2 separate regions of the Mus musculus genome follow, and region 1 is linked to region 2. A link is a loop called in an ENCODE intact Hi-C map of the cell type or tissue named here. Cell type or tissue: left cerebral cortex. All regions are shown on one strand.

What was found. Hi-C counts contacts between places; a loop is a spot of excess contacts. Peaks named below come from ENCODE experiments on the same cell type or tissue, not always from the same donor. Only the 100,000 strongest peaks of a DNase experiment are listed, where the experiment ranks them.
Region 1: a loop joins it to region 2, with 6 times the contacts of the local background. A loop is called at or near these places in 23 of 42 quality-filtered maps.

The regions. Positions count from the first base shown.
Region 1 is chr11:66,609,893-66,617,892 of GRCm38, reverse strand. No RefSeq gene overlaps it. Among named protein-coding and RNA genes, the nearest start is that of Gm40028, 67 kb to the right of the region's middle. In left cerebral cortex, a CTCF peak has its summit at 4,557 (motif pointing left); DNase peaks (open chromatin) are centred at 4,559 and 7,942.
Region 2 is chr11:66,865,516-66,873,515 of GRCm38, reverse strand. No RefSeq gene overlaps it. Among named protein-coding and RNA genes, the nearest start is that of Pirt, 42 kb to the left of the region's middle. In left cerebral cortex, a CTCF peak has its summit at 1,621 (motif pointing right); DNase peaks (open chromatin) are centred at 1,619 and 3,967.

The DNA.
Region 1 (8,000 bases), 260 kb after region 2:
GTGGATGCTCACAGTCAGCTATTGAATGGACCACAGGGCCCCCAATGGAGGAGCTAGAGAAAGCACCCAAGGAACTAAAGGGAACTGCAACCCTATAGGTGGAACAACAATATGAACGAAGCAGTACCCCGGAGCTCGTGTCTCTAGCTGCATATGTATCAGAAGATGGCCTAGTCGGCCATCACTGCAAAGAGAGGCCCATTGGACTTGCAAACTTTATATGCCCCAGTACAGGGGAATGCCAGGGCCAAAAGGGGGAGTGGGTGGGTAGGGGAGTAGGAGGGGTATGGGGGACTTTTGGTATAGCATTGGAAATGTAAATGAGCTAAATACCTAATAAAAAATGGGGAAAAAAGCCTCTGTGTCATTATTCATACTGCTGGTGGGTCCAGGAAAGTCCCACTATAAGTAATATGTCATTTTCAGTCATTTTATTGCTGGATTCCTTCAACAGAATAAAAGTGTTGGGCCTCTAGAGCCATGGCCTATTTAGTCTTAGGTTCTTGGCCACTTTAACAATGACTGATATAGATTCTATCTCCTTCAGTGAGCTAAAATTCTATCAGGAAGTAGTTGGTTTCTCCTGTAACATTTGTAGCACTATTGTACTGTCCTATTTTACAGGCATGTCACTGTTGCAGGACACAGGGTGTATCTGGGGAGATTAATTGTTGTCTTTCTCCTCCAGGAGTGTGTAGAATGTCTTCAAGTGCCATGAACACTATTTAATAGGGGGTGAAGCTTCTTATGAGGCACCAGTTTAATCTCTCTGAATTTGAGGAAACAAGTAAATATTGTCTTCAGGCCTTACTATTAGGTTTTGAAGAGCAATTAACATGGCCTTGGCATTAGCCTGTGTTGAAGAAACAGACTTTTGGCTCATATGATGCCTTTAACTTTGAATTTATACATTGTGTTCTCTTAATATAATCTCTATATTTTATAGTTTTCTTCTGAACACTTCAGCTGCATCTTTGCCTCTACTTTTAGCTTAATCTCCTTAGATACTTTTGTGTTATGTCTATAAATATCAGATAGGACACACATATGTTTATGGTTTGACCTAATCTGCCTTTTCCCCAGGAAGCATGGTATGTTTGTGCTACTGATAGGAACATTATGTTTGATCTTTCTTCTGTTATCTTTCCATGCTTGTATATCTTTTATATTTGATTTGCTTTTGGATTTTTGATAAAAAGTATTTAGCATTTTGAGGGGCATGCCATCTTTTAGTCTTACTGATTTTCATCACTAATTTTCTTTTAAAATGCCTTTTAGAAACAATTTCTTGAAACATATCTCCTTAATTATCAGAATCAGAATTGAAACACAAATCTAATTTGCACATTCAAAACAAAGTGTGGCTTGTGCTGTCTGACTTCATTCTGTGACCTTCTCTTCAGTCAGGGTCTATGTGCACTTTCTTTTCAACACTTATGTTTTATATATTTTTACTAACTCTTTGAGAATTTCATACATTATAATTCAGTAATAGTCCCCTTCTCTTCACCTCATCTCAGATCCTCCTACTCCATACCCTACCAACTTATGTCCTTATTTTTTAAGAACTCCGTTTAGTCCAGCTAGTACTATGTATATACTTCGGTGTGTGGCCATCAGTGGAATTTGTTAGACCTGCCAGAGTTCACACTTTTAAAGAGAACTAATTCTTCTCCTGGTGGCTATCATTTACCAATATCTCCTGAGCTAGGGGTTGGGCCTTCAGGCTCACACCCTGCTCCATGCTGGGGGTCTTGTTTGTTTTGAGCTTTATGGGTCTTACATATTTAGTGCAAATCTCTGTGTAGCTCACAACTTACTTTTTGAGATTTCCCACTTTGTCAACTCATTTATTTACTCCTTTATTTGTTTTCAGTGGAGACTGCCACCTGGATCTTCCCAAAAATACCAAAATATAAGAGACTGTAATATTCTCAGAAACCTACATATGTGCTCCTGTATACTTAAAATTCTGTCTGGATTACTCACGGTACATAATAAAGTGGAGTTGCTATATAGAAGACTCAGGTGGTATTTAGAGAATCATGACAAAAACAAAAGATTGGTTCACATTCAATGCAAACACAATTTTTCTTCAAGTATTTTTATCACACAGTTGGTTGATTTTACAGATGCTGAACCTGTGGCTATGAGGTCGGTGACTGTACTTCCGTCCACATAACCAAGCCTGCTCCATATCTGTCCTGGATGGCAGGACAGTATTGCTCAGAGTATTCTAGGGAGAATCTTTGTCCTGCTTTCTAGGCATCTGAAACCAATCAGAGGAAGCTCTGTGGTCCCAGAAGGAGATAGGCAGGGGAATGTCCAGGGAATGTGTAATGGGGAAAGTATTGAAGACACACCAACCTGTACAGGTTTCTAAGAAAGATGTCCTGGCAGTGGTGAAGGTGGGCACTGTGTTGATTCTTTGTCTAAAAACTGGACACCATCATAGAGAAGAATATGTAAAGCCAGAGCAAGAGGAAATACAAACAACTCAGTGTTGCAGGGACCTGGCTCCTGGTATGAAAACAAGAGGGGCAGAGGGATAAGGTGGGCCATTCCATGAGGTTAAGACTGACCCTGAAAGTCACGCTGAAGAAAGCTCCTGCTGGAGATTTATGAGAAGGATGTGAATGCAAGAGGATGAGGGTTAAGGCTGAGGATGGACACATGGCAAGCTCTGAATAGTACTTTGGACATTTATAATAAAAACGATTGAAGTGAAGAACCAGCAAGAGGGAAAGAAGCAGAAGGTGGACACCTCTGGACAGTTTCTTTGGACAGACAGGGGAACCTCTTGAGGAGCTACTCCAAACCTGTCCGCTGTGTTTCTTGCTTAAAATCAAGTCCCACTAGAAATGATATGGTGAAGAAATAGCTCTGAGGTCACTGGCCACAGATTGGATTTGGTTTGGGGATGAAGTCCACTGTCAGAGAACGTGAGATGGTACAGGTGCTTTCAAATCCATGTAAGTGACGTCTCTCAGGTAAGCCCCATTATTCCTCAGAGTCTCTCCTGGCCCTTATAAAGTCTTTCATTTTTCTCAAGTGGAAATCATTTGTAACAGTTCATTGATGGATAGGCAATGGTCCTTTATCCATCCTATGGCTGAGCTTTGCACACTAGAGTGTTATGTTCAGCATGAGCAGAATGGCTGAGCAGCAGTCAGCAGCCAGGTGGTATGGAAGTTCTTAATGAGGCTTGATTTTCCCACTGCACCCATGAGACATCCTTACCATCTTCCCATGGAGCTTAGCTATTCTATTTCTCTTCACTCTTTATTTCCTTTAGTGTTTAACTTGTGGAAGTGTTGAGTGACATTTCTCCAAGTTCATTCATTCTTTTCTCCTCTTCTAAGTTCCTAAGGACTATTATTATGCTTTTTGGTTCCGGTTTTACTTTTGATTTTTCTGGAATTTCCATCTCTCTCTCTCTCTCTCTCTTATGACCCATCTGTTCTTTCACATCGTCTGCTTCTTCATTAGAGCCCTTAGCATGTTAATCACGGTTGTTTCAAATCCCCAGTCTAATTCCAGCATCTCTGCCATATTTGATTCTGGGGCCTGCCTTTTCTCTTTACATGGTGTTTTTATTTTTCAGTAAGTCTTGAATTTTCTTTTTCCAACTGAAATACTATGGATTAAATTCAGGACATTTTACATACTAGGTAAGTGTCCTACCCCTGAGCTATGCCTCTAGGCCCTTAATCTTGTCATTTTTTTTATTGTAAGCCAGACAAGGTATACTGTGTAGAAGGCGTACTAATTCTCACTGCTTTGCCCCAGTAAAGACTGCTCACTGCATCTGCCTATTGGTCTCTTCACCTGGGAGACAGCAACTTTCTGATGATCTGGGAAGAGCTGTTGGTTTTTAGTTTGGTCAGCTTTTTCTCCTGGTATGTGAGGGAGAAATGACTTCAAAGCTCCTTATGCGATGTGCTAAAAACTAAATAGGACCTTCATTTGGAATTCCATTCCTGGGAGTTTATAAACTTTCTTTGGATTTTAGAACTTTAGAATGAAAGCTCTTAACCACTCTTTTCTCTTGCTTACAATCACGACAGTAAGAACTAGACTCTTGCCATGAGGGTGTTCGATGAGAGCCAAATCTGCTCTTACATACCTATAGAAGTTACAGGATCCTCCCTCCTGTTTTACAAATAAAGATGCCTAAATTCAGGAAGGTCAAGTGACTTTCTCAACATCACTTAGACAATGACAGACCCAGAGCCTGAGTCCAAGACTACCAAGTCAGTTCAGTATCCCCCCCAAGGTCTTTGTGTATCCATGGTCTGTTGCCCCAGGACAATGAGCTTATCTGACCTTCATTTATTTATAGGCCCAATGGCTCCACAGCAAATACTTTGGAAGAAGAATAGACAGAGTGTCTTTGGGAGCTGTGCTGCTGGGAGGAAATGCTAGCATGATTTGAAGCCAGAACGAAGCATCCTGGCTGCGCAGGATGTATTGCCATGGCAAGGCGGGAGTTAGAGGGCGCAGGAATGTGGGTCATCTTTCTTACTCCCTGGAGTTAATTCAGCACCCTGTCTGAATCACCATTGTCTGCACACTGATGCCCTCTAGTGGTATGAAGAAAGCGCTCCCCCCCCCAACACCCCCACTTCCCTACAAGAAACGTCCAAGATTGAGTTCCCAGGAAGGAAGTGAGGAATTGCCCATCCCCCATCCTACCCCCTGCTTCAGAGGTTTGTCTAGACAGGTCTTTTTATTTTATTTTATTTTATTTTATTTTATTTTATTTTCTCTGCAGACACACCCTTTAACTTCTTTTTATTCAGCAACCCAAAGACATTTAAAACAACCAGTGCAGCAAAGCTTTGCCCAGATGGAGAAACATATGCACCCAGGCCCAAGCTCAGGAAGAGGCACAGAGCAAGTGCTCAGCACACTGAGGTGCGCACGCACAACTCCACACACTTCTGAGAGAGGAAGGGTATCACGAACCCAAGGGGTGTGTTAATAACATCTGAACCCCCTTTTGATAAATGCTATACAAAAGTACAAATATAAAATGAGGTGCAGAGCCTTGTAAGGGCTCTCCCCGACAGCTACAAAGTGAATAATCTTCCCACATAGCCATCTGCTTGTGCACACACAGGGAAGAGATGGTGGAAGCTGGAGCTTAGTTTAATTCTTAATATTACTCCTGGAATTCTATTCCCAATGGGAATAAAGTCACCTTGGAAAGCTGAAAGCTATATATTTAACTCCTATAATGTTACTGCTGCTCAGAATATGTAGACTTGATTCTTGGAGTTGGCCTCAGGTCCTATAGAATATTCCTTGAAATACCATTCATAGTGGCAATTTTATCAGTTACGTGCAGATTCCTTTTTTTTTTTTTAGAACCAAAGTGAATGCTGATAAGTTTTGTGATAGGTGGTCAGGCTGTTTTGTGCTATTTTTGGTTCAGAATAAAGAATCATTTTGGAAGCCATCAAATTTTCTTATACCTTCTTTTGTTGCTTCTATACCATTCTGTGAAGAAGTTTTCTTGAAAAGAAATGCGAAAAGATTTTCATCAATGAAAAAAATCATTTACATTTAACATGTGTGCAGGACCATAAGTCAGGTCTTTGCCAGCGGTTCTCAACCTGTGGGTCAAAACCTCTTTGGCGTCGAATATCAGAAATCCTGCATATCAGATGTTTATATTACGATTTACAACAGTGTCAAAAATTACAGTTATGAAGTAGCAATGAAATTCTAATTTTATGGTTTGGGTCAGCACTCCATGAGGAAATGTGTTAAAGGATAGCAGCATTAGGAAGGCTGAGAACCACTGTACTTGACAGTCCTCCTAGAAGAACAGTGGCTGGTGTCCCACTGCTGAGCTCTGAGGTCTGAGCATATGGAGGCCAGGCTGACTGCTCCAGAGTCACAGCCAAGTGTGTCAGGGACATCAGGAATGATTCATTCCCAGCAGGGCCACCTTAGGTCTCCTCAGACACCCCAAGATTTCCAAAACAATGAAAGATTACAGGAAAGTCTGAGACGTTTCCACCAAACCTTCTTTTCCTCTCTCTTTATAAGGTCAAACTTATTTCATGGTTTGGTGGTTCTCCTAGCATGTCTGGCTTCTTTATTGTTGTTGCTGTTATTGTTATTATTATTTTGCCCAGGTATTTCCCCCAAAAGATCCTATGCCTTTAGTCCCATCTCAATTTTTACTTCTTGCAGAATCTGGTTCAGTTTTCTACCATGGGCAAATTCACCAATGTCAAGAGTTTTCGCTTGCTCCATTAGTCATGTAGGTATATTAGAGTCGGCCTCCATTTCTCTACTCTTCCTTGTTGATATTTTTAGGCCTCAATCCTTTTCATTCTGGGGAACAGAAAAATACCGGGTGCTTCTTCCATGGAAACACTAGGAAGTTCGAATTCCACAAAGCCCCTATCAATGAACTGCCCTGGAGCTACCTCTCCACCAAAACTGAAACCTGAGCCCAGTTTGCAAACACCGAGGACCATTTGGGGCCTGGTTTGAGCTCTTGCAGCATGCAAGTGAGTCACTTTCCATTTTCAGTCGGAGCAGAAGATCCGTCAGAATCTGAGGCAAGTCTGAGAAGCAAGCGGCCTAGCTTCGGAACTGGTGAGGATCCTCTCACCCTCAGCTGCTGTAACAAAATGCCACGTTGCCGGGCTCCTGCAGCAGATGCTCACGTTTCTAGAGGAAGCCTGAAATCACAGTGCCTGCCGAGGGCAAACACGGTTCTTAATGAAAGCTTTCTTTGGCTTCTGTCTTATGGCTTTCTCACCAGACCTCTGTACTGTGAGAGAGAAGGAAGAGGTGGGGGAAGAAGACCGTGCTGTGACCGCTCTTGTTCTTATAAGGACACAAATCCCACCACAGGTGCCCTGCTCCCGTTGGCTCATCTAACTCCAAGTCTCTCCCAAGAGGTAACACATCTCGCTGGGAGTTTGGTCCATAGATGCACTTGGGAGTTTGGTCCCATAGGTGCACTTGTAGGGATCCTCTGTCTGTGATTGCCACTTATGACCACAGTGAGGAAGAAACGTCCTCTCTCCATACTGTGGCAAAGTACCTCAAAGAAACAAGAGGGTAAGGTGCCAGTCGATGCAGTCAGGAGCATGGCAGAACAGAACGGTTCAGTGGTAGCCAGGGACGAGATAGCACAAGGCATGGCCTTCTGGATGGTGCCTCCAGTGATCTCTGCTTCAAATAGGCCAGAAGTCCCAGGGCCTCTTAATGACCTATTTAGACTTGGAATCCATCAGAAGGTTTATAAAAATGATGATGATGATGATGATGATGATGATGATGATAAAGCCTTTTTTCTTTTCTCCCCCACTCTTGGAATGGCAACTTTGAGACTAATTATTTGTTATTAAATGATGCCTGGCATTTAATAACATAATAATAATGAGCTTTGGCTCATTTCTTGACTAGCTGGTAACTTATTCAAACTATTCTATGTCTACCACTTGGTTAGTTACCTCTCCTTCAGTCCCAGCCTGCTTCTTTTCTCAAAAGTCATCCTCGGCATCTCCCTCAGCTTCTCCCTCAGTATCTCTCTCAGAGTCTCCCTCAGCATCTCCCTCAGCTTCTCCCTCGGTATCTCTCTCAGAGTCTCCCTCAACATCTCCCTCCAGGTCTTGCTCAAATCTCTCCCTTTTATTCTTTCACTATTTCCCAGAATCCTCTCTTCCTTCCAATGTCCCACCCCCTATTTCCTGCCTCAACTCATTGGCCATAGAGTTTTTTTATTGACAGGTATTTCTCATGAAAAATCCTCTCTACAAAGGTTAAACCAACCATTGAGTCAAAGCCCTTACTGTCTCCTCACAGGCCAACCAGTGTGTGCGCCAGGAGCTGACAATGGAGACTAAACATTGCCAACACCCACCTTCTCACTTGAGGGGATCACTGGCTCTGCTGTCATTTCCCTTCCTTTGGAGTATGAGCAGGATGACACTCAGCAAAGCTAGCACTACCTACCTACTCCCCACACAGTG
Region 2 (8,000 bases):
CATACGACAATGATGCAGCACTAATATAAAAAAAACAAAGGAGGAGATGTGGATTCTCAAGCCAGATGAGGGACAGTAGAATGCTGCCCTTACCTGGAACATGGCAGGAGTGAGGTCACTCCCTACCCAAGTCAGGTTTGGACCTATTCAACCCCATAGAGACAAAGGCTACATCATGATAGAGCAGGTAGTCTTCTGTTTCCCCACCAGAAACCTAGCTTCTCAGAGATCATGTGGCAGGCACATGATCTAACTGATATGCTTGGAAAGTCCCTGTTTCCTCCTGAATGATTTGTTATTTGAATGGTGTGTCACTAAGGTTTGCCTGTTTTCAATTAGGTCCTCATATGCAAATTAGGTGCATTTTCTCCCTTGTACTTTTTTCTCCCCTTCTCTCCCTGACTCGAGCTATATAAGCTAGCCTTGTCATTTCAATAAACAAGCTGTCCTCCAACACAGTCTCCTGGGTTGTACAGCTGCCAGCATGCAATGGCTGATTGGGGGAGGGGGGCGCTGGGGACCTGCAGGTACATGCAGAGTGCCAACCACGTATGAGAATGAGGTGGAACAGAGCAACTTTCAGTAGTGGAAAAAGTGTGTAAGCCTACAGAAATGAATCCAGGTCTGGCAAGGAGTCCAAAGGAGGGGTCTGAAGAACATGGTTGGTAATAAAAATCCAGTGGGTGTAGCAGATGACAGAAAGGAAGAGTGTACCTTTCACAAACCCATTCAGCCTTCAAGGCTAACGTGAGGCCCACCCACCAATGACACCAATGCAGGGACACCAAGGAGCCACCCAAACACTCACAGACATCCTCCTGCTCCATCATCCCAAGCCCTACCGCATGATCACTCTTTATAAACCTACGGTCTCTTCATTGCAAGGAAGTTTCCCACCTGCCGCTTTAAAACCAAGAACTCTTCAAAGTGCTGAAGATAGGCCGACATCAGACTCCAGCCTGCAGGACCACGGTAGCATCCATGGTCGAGATTTGGATGGCAGGAAGCTGCAGCATGTGCCCAGCAATCACCACCACTCTGACACTGTGGGGAAGTGTCTCTTTACAGCACTTGAGAGTGGGCTGCCTGAATGCCCACCTCCTCTTCAGCTTTGGAGATGCTGTACTGCAGGGTGCTACAATGTAGCTGTTTTAATATCTTTTCCACTTGGATTCAGTTACATAGTGCAGTGCTGGTGTGCACTAAACATTTAGTGCCTGTTTATTGAATGAAATCTAGGAAGACATGGATTCTTAATATCTCTTAAAAATCTAATTTCCCCTAAACCCAATTAACTTCAAAGCCTCAGCCAGGTATTTCTACAGTAGTGTGGCAATAATAAAATAATGGTGTTAATAACTGCAGTCACTATGTAATGGTTCATGCCAGGATGTGTATAAAGAATCTTGTATAGACCTGTTTGTGCATCATGTGCATGCTCATACGTGTGCCCATGCTTGCGTGTTCGTGTGTGTGTGTGTGTGTGTGTGTGTGTGTGTGTGTGTGTGTGTGTGAATTTCTAGGTCCGACTAGCAAGCAGCCTTTGCCTCCAAGGAGGCTCATAAATATCAGAAATGGAGATTATGATTTTACAAGAGTGACCATTAGGTGGCGATGTGATACTGGTATTAACCCTGCTTCTTGCTGTTAGGTCTTAAGAGACTTGAAAACTGTTCTGAGGTGCTGGTGGGATGGTCCAAAGCTTTTTTGGTAGCCAAGATGGCCAAGATGGGGGTTCATGCATCAAGCCTTGTAGCTGTGGTTGAGGGATTTTCCAGGGGTCTGTGGGGGTTCTTTTGGGAGGACCCTGGATAAATCAGGGTGCACTTTCTCCTTGCTATCAACTCAGTTACTTCATTACTTAATTCAGCTCCAAGAGTCATTATTAAATCTCAGTTCTCACCAACATCTCCTCTGTCTTCACACCCTCAATTTTAGACTGGACTGGAACAGGGCAGCACAGAGGCCATTAGTTTCAAATCTCACATTTATGAAGGGCATGCTTAGGCATTTAATGTTATATCCAAATAAGGCTGCATGCAGGGTTATTCTGCCCCCCACCCAATGTTAAAAGGCTCAATCTGTTGCATGAGGAATACTTATTACATGAGAAATATTTAACTTATCCCACATTTTGTCCTCACCTTTAATGAATCTGCATTTGACAACGTTACCTTTCTAAAAATTAGATGTATTTATTTTATGAATATTTTGTCTACATGTATGTATGTATGTACACACCATGTGTGTTCTTGGTGCTCATGAAGGTCAGAAGAAGGGATTAGGTTCCCTGGAACAGAAGTTACAGATGTTTGTGACCTACCATGTGGGTGCTGGGAATCAAATCTGGGTCTTCTGCAGGAGCAGGAAGTGCTATTAACCACGGAGCCATCTCTCCGGCCCTTGTATCTTCAGCTTTAATTTATCAAAAATTTCAAATATTGGAAACATTTAAGATTTCTCACTCAGGTGTTGAAAAGTGGTCTTGTATTGAACACTCCAAATGTTTGCAGTCTTACCAAGGGAATTAACACACAACACCTCCTCTCATTCTATTCTGTGCTTACTCGGGCCACTTTAGGTGTTCCATGATATCTTAAAAATTTTATATCATTTATCTACTACTACTACAGTAATATTGCATAAAAATAACCATAAAACCGGAATAGCTTCCTAATGAGTACATTTTTCTTATGTATCTGGAGTCAGATGGCACTTAGTCCTGGGTTCTGCAAACCTCTCTGGCTACCTGGTCAATCTGAATTAGCCTTTTGCTGAGGTGCCTAGCTAGGGCCCTCCCTTCTGCCTGAGCAGGGTAGTCCAGACTTGCCTGATGGTGGTGGGAGATGTGCAAATGCCTAACCCTACATGCAATTCCACCCCACAAACTTCATCTTCCCTTGTTCTCACCACCATCTTACTGACCCAAGTCAGCTCCATGAGTCAGCTCAAAGCCAAGCAGGACCTACAACAGTAGACACGTATAGCCCAGTCACTGGCCAAGGGCATGATACAAGCAAGAGCCAAGTATAGGTTCCACTGCCACCTGACATGTAGTGTTTGCAAAGATGATAAGAACCTCCCAAGAAGATGCATTAAGGCTGTCTCCAGGACCTATATCCACGAATGTCAGTGTCATTCGGTATAGACACGTTTTTGAATTTAAGGGCTTAATTTTTTTGTTATTCATGTACTTTCAAAGACTACCTAGAACATAGAAACTTTGGACATGACTGGGTGCTCATGTTGAGTGAGCACATCACTCCCATCTCAGGTTCTCTGCTAGGTTCTAGGGAGGATAATGGGACAAAATAAAGCCTTTATTTCAAAGCACATTTCAGTATGTGTGTTTCCTGAAAGTCATTGCTCAGAGGTTGGGATCAGGAGGTGGCAAGATATTCTGCAGTCTCAGCCCAAATAAAGTTTGTATCATTAGGATGTCTTGGAGGCTGAAAGTCAAGGAGAGACAAACACTAGAGGAGGCATAATAAATGCAGGAACTCAACTTCTGTAGTTCCCAGTATAGGTTATCCTGTAGAAACCCTATGACGCACAGATAAACAAACATACCAGCTTTTAAAAAATGCAAGGAGAGACCTCTTAGTTATTGGTGTCACCAACTGAATAATGAATTTTATTTTAGCAGTTCGCTCCAGAATCTCTCTCTGAAAAGGAAAATTGCCTCTGTCCTGGAGAAAACCTTGATAAGATGCTCAGGGTTGAAGGTGAGACCCTGAAGGCATGGGTGTCCACGGAAATAAATTGTTGGTTCTCTTCTCTTCTCGAAAAGAAGGAAGAGGAAAAGAGACAGAGGGGAGGAGAATAAGGGAGAAATAAGACCCGAGGAGCTGACATGAGACCTTTGGAAGAGGGAAAAGCGAGACAACTTTGTGAGAAAATGTGCAATGTGTTCCAGGCCTCAGAAGAAGTAGTCTAGTGTGCGGTTTCCAGTAGACTGTTGCAGATGCTGTGTGGGATGCTCCCATGTGATGCCAAAGCTCACAAGAGCATCTGTACTTTCTCTGCTTTCACCTGCTCTTGCTATCCTTCAGGGGAAATGATGGATGGATCTCTTTTCTCCTCAGGATAAACGTGGTATAAATGGGTATAGGAGAGTTACATAGAAGCAGGAGCCCAGGGACCAAGACTTTTAGGATTGAGGACTAGAGGTCTTAGCAAACAGGCAAAGGCTTTGGATGTTCAAAGACTGTAGAGTGGAGTATGGTAGGGGTCTGCATGTGACACCTACTCTATGACATTCTCTAGTTGGGGAATACTCAGCTGGTTTCTTACGTCCTGCCTCTGTCCACTGACCTCTGTATGAGGATAGCAGTAGCATTTTCTTCATGGAGTCTCGGGAGGGTCCCACATTGGATAATGGGCACGGAGCACAAGGTATATATGCCTGGCATGTGCTTTCATGGATGGGATGCCAGCTCTCACTATTTTTGTCATCACTGTCCTTATTATTGCTCTTTTGCTGTTATTCGTGGATGGCCCCTAAGCAGCCTTGGCTTCTTTGTTGAGAATTAACTCAGGCCTGGGAATCAGAGAGCCAGGATATAGTCTCAGCTGCCACGGGGCCTTGAGAAAGTCACTTTGCCCTTCAAGGCCTCAGGCTTCACTTTCCTTACCACTGTAAGGAAATGGCTGTTTCCCCCTACCTCTACTTGCAGCAGACTCCCAGTCTCATGAAGTCTGTTTATTTTGATATTACAGGAAGCAGCCCTAGTTTATGATCAACAGTTCACTCGGAAATCCATTTTCCTCACTCAGCATAAATGTTGAAGTGAGCCTAACTCCATGTGTTTGTTTACGCCCCTTGGGAAGTTATTTTTCCCTTTTTACTTAATTACCTGATACCCAGACATTGCTCTGCAAAATTCCCCTCCAATACATTTTGTAAAGTCATCTAGACTCCCTCATTCGGTGCTTTGATTAAAATGCGCAGTCTTCTCCCGGCTTCGGCTCCATGTTAAATAATTGCACCTCCAGTGAGAAAGTCAACAGTACACGAAAGAGTTCAGGGAGGAAGATAAATAATAGGATCCAAAGCCAGCAGGGAGTTTACACTCCAGTGCCCAGGCAGAGTTGTGACCTCTTCCAGATGAGGCTGGCTTTAGGCTACTTTCTTTCCAAAATCAGAAGCATAATCCCCAGGCAGAGCAACGTTCTCACTGTCTATCTGTCACAATTACATCTCTGCTTGACTTGGTCTGCAGCCTGGGGAAGGAAGGACAGGGCGAGGTTTGGTTGCTTTCTGGGAAGCAACTCATCTCCCACCAGGGCCAAACTTCATTCCCTCCGCTTCCCCTCCCCCATAATTCCTTTGATAGTGTTCCACTCCAACTATGAGCATGTCCTGGATACAGGACACAGATCTTAGGGTCTGTGCTACTCCTGATAGAATGGCAACTTTGAATCAGGTCCCACCTTTCTCACTGTTTGATGATACTGACCTTAGTCATTTTTTGACCTTTTTCTGACCTCCATTGCCCTCCCTGCTTCTATAAAAGGAGCTTGACAGTGTAGTCAGACTTCTGCCAAACACACCTATGTCATGAGCTTGCACTGTGACCCTGGACAGGTGCTACAACTTCTCTGAGACCTAGTTTTGATCATCTAGAAGAATGGTTCAGAATTGCTGTGAAAAGCAAGCCATTTGAGACAATATGCCCAATGCCCAACATATAATGTCAGACAGAGATTGCATTTTGGGGGGGGGGGGAGCAATTGGTATGAAGTTCTGAAAGGATCAAGAGCTGAGGTTCCAATTAGGTTTTCATCTTGGGCCCATCAGATTTTTAGCTGTGACATCAGGTAAGTCATTTATCTTCAGTGTCTCTGATTTCTGATCTGTAAATAGAGATAATGAATGTCTACCTTGTAAAGTGTTAAGATGGTGAGATTAAATCTCTCCAACACACACATCAACCTTTCTGGCAAAGAGTGAGAGTTCTTTGAGTGCCTATGCCTCAGGGTGGTGATAATGATCTAGACCTTAATGAGCTGCTTCTGAGTTCTAGAAAGTAAAGCTCAATTGAAAATGGCATCCTAATGACTGTGGTCCAAGATTCCTAGTGTGCTGGTGAATCTTCAGTGTTGATTTGACTGGATCTAAAATCACCCAGGAAACAATGCCTCTAGGTGTGTCTGTGAGGTCGTTTCCAGTGAGATTTAGCTGAGGTGAGAAGATCACTCATGTGAGAGGTATCAGACCACTAAGTTCAGGTTCTGGGGTGAATACAACAGGGAAAACAAGAAAAACTTTCATATATTTGTTTCCTGACTGTGGGCATAACATGGCCAGCTACCTCACTCCTTGGCTGCCTATGCATCTCTGGCATAATGGACTATACACCCTCAGACTGTAAGCCACATGACCCCTCCACTCCTCTGCTGCCCATGCACCTCTGGCATGATAGACTGTGCACTCTCAGACTGTGAGCCATGTGAACCCTCTACTCCTTAAGTTGCTTTTACCAGGTGTTTTGTCCCAAATAGGGAAAGTAACTAATAAACCTAGTGCTTCAACTTTGAGGTACCAGGATTCAAAATCCAGTAACCAAACTTACAGATTGTTCATGAATTTTCATTCTTGTTTCACAAGGCATGACCAGGACCTTGAAGAGCCAGAGTGGCATCTGATAGCCCTTTAACTTAACACCCTTCTATTATCCCAACATCTGCTCAGCTTTCTGCCCATCCATCTGTCCATCCATCCATCCATTCATCCACCCATCCATCCATATCAAGTTGTTAGAAAGTCTTTATGGGGTCTTGAAAGGGTACTGCTTTGTACCGAACACAAGGCATATGCTTGGCATGTGCTTTTATGGATGGGATGCCAGCTCTCACTGTTTTCATCACCACTGTCCTTATTATTGCTCGTTTGCTGTTATTCCTGGCTGGCCCCTAAGTAGCTTTGGCCCCATTGTTGAGAATTAACTCAGGCCTGGGAATCAGAGAGCCAAGGTATAATCTCAGCTGCCACATGAATTTATAAGATGCATAGCATATAAAGCCCACAGAAGAGCTGTTTTAGTAGAAATAAGCAAGGATGAACAAAAGAGTAGAGTTTAAGAGAAAATGGAGGATTGCAGGGACTTGTGTTCTTCTGGGGAGCTTTGTGATGGTTTTTAGGGGCTGGTTCTGAACACAAGGAGACTCAGTGTCCTCCTCCTGTTTCTTCATTGCTGATGCTCTGTGGAGGTATCTCCTCTCTGACCTCAGACTCTCTTGATTACAGTATACCACAGTGGTTGCACACAGGGGCCTTGGATCCCAGCTGTCTTGACTCAAGTCCCATGTCTCTAATCTACTTCTTATTGGCTCGATCTGGAGGTAATTGAGTAATTCTCTGTGCTTTGGTTTCCTAATCAGTATACAGGGCTGGTGGTGTAGCTCAGTGGTCTAGCAAGCCTGAAACCTAGGGTTCAATCCCCAGCATCTAAGTAAATAAACAAACAAATATTCAAATATGGGATGATAATATGCTCAGCTATACAGTGGGAAATAAGAGGCATTAATGAGTGTGCTGTGCTTGGCATGAGCCTAGAATACCAACATGCTTAAATGTGTTTGCTTAGCTTAAAATTATCATGTTGTTCTTGATGTGGTTCCTACTGTGTTAAGACAGAAGAAGATAGCTCAAAATGCAGCTAAAGATGCTGGTAGTGACCCTGGCCTTCTAGAGGATTTAGTGGGAAAGTTTGGGAAGTTAAAGCAAGTCAGATTAGTGTGCATAGGAGTCTGCGGAAGGACACTATGCCCCTCCTTAGATTTGGGAACAAAACACCCATGGAAGGAGTTACAGAGACGGAGTTTGGAGCTGAGATGAAAGGATGGACCATGTAGAGACTGCCATAGCCAGGGATCCACCCCATAATCAGCATCCAAACGCTGACACCATTGCATACACTAGCAAGATTTTATTGAAAGGACGCAGATGTAGCTGTCTCTTGTGAGACTATGCCGGGGCCCAGCAAACACAGAAGTGG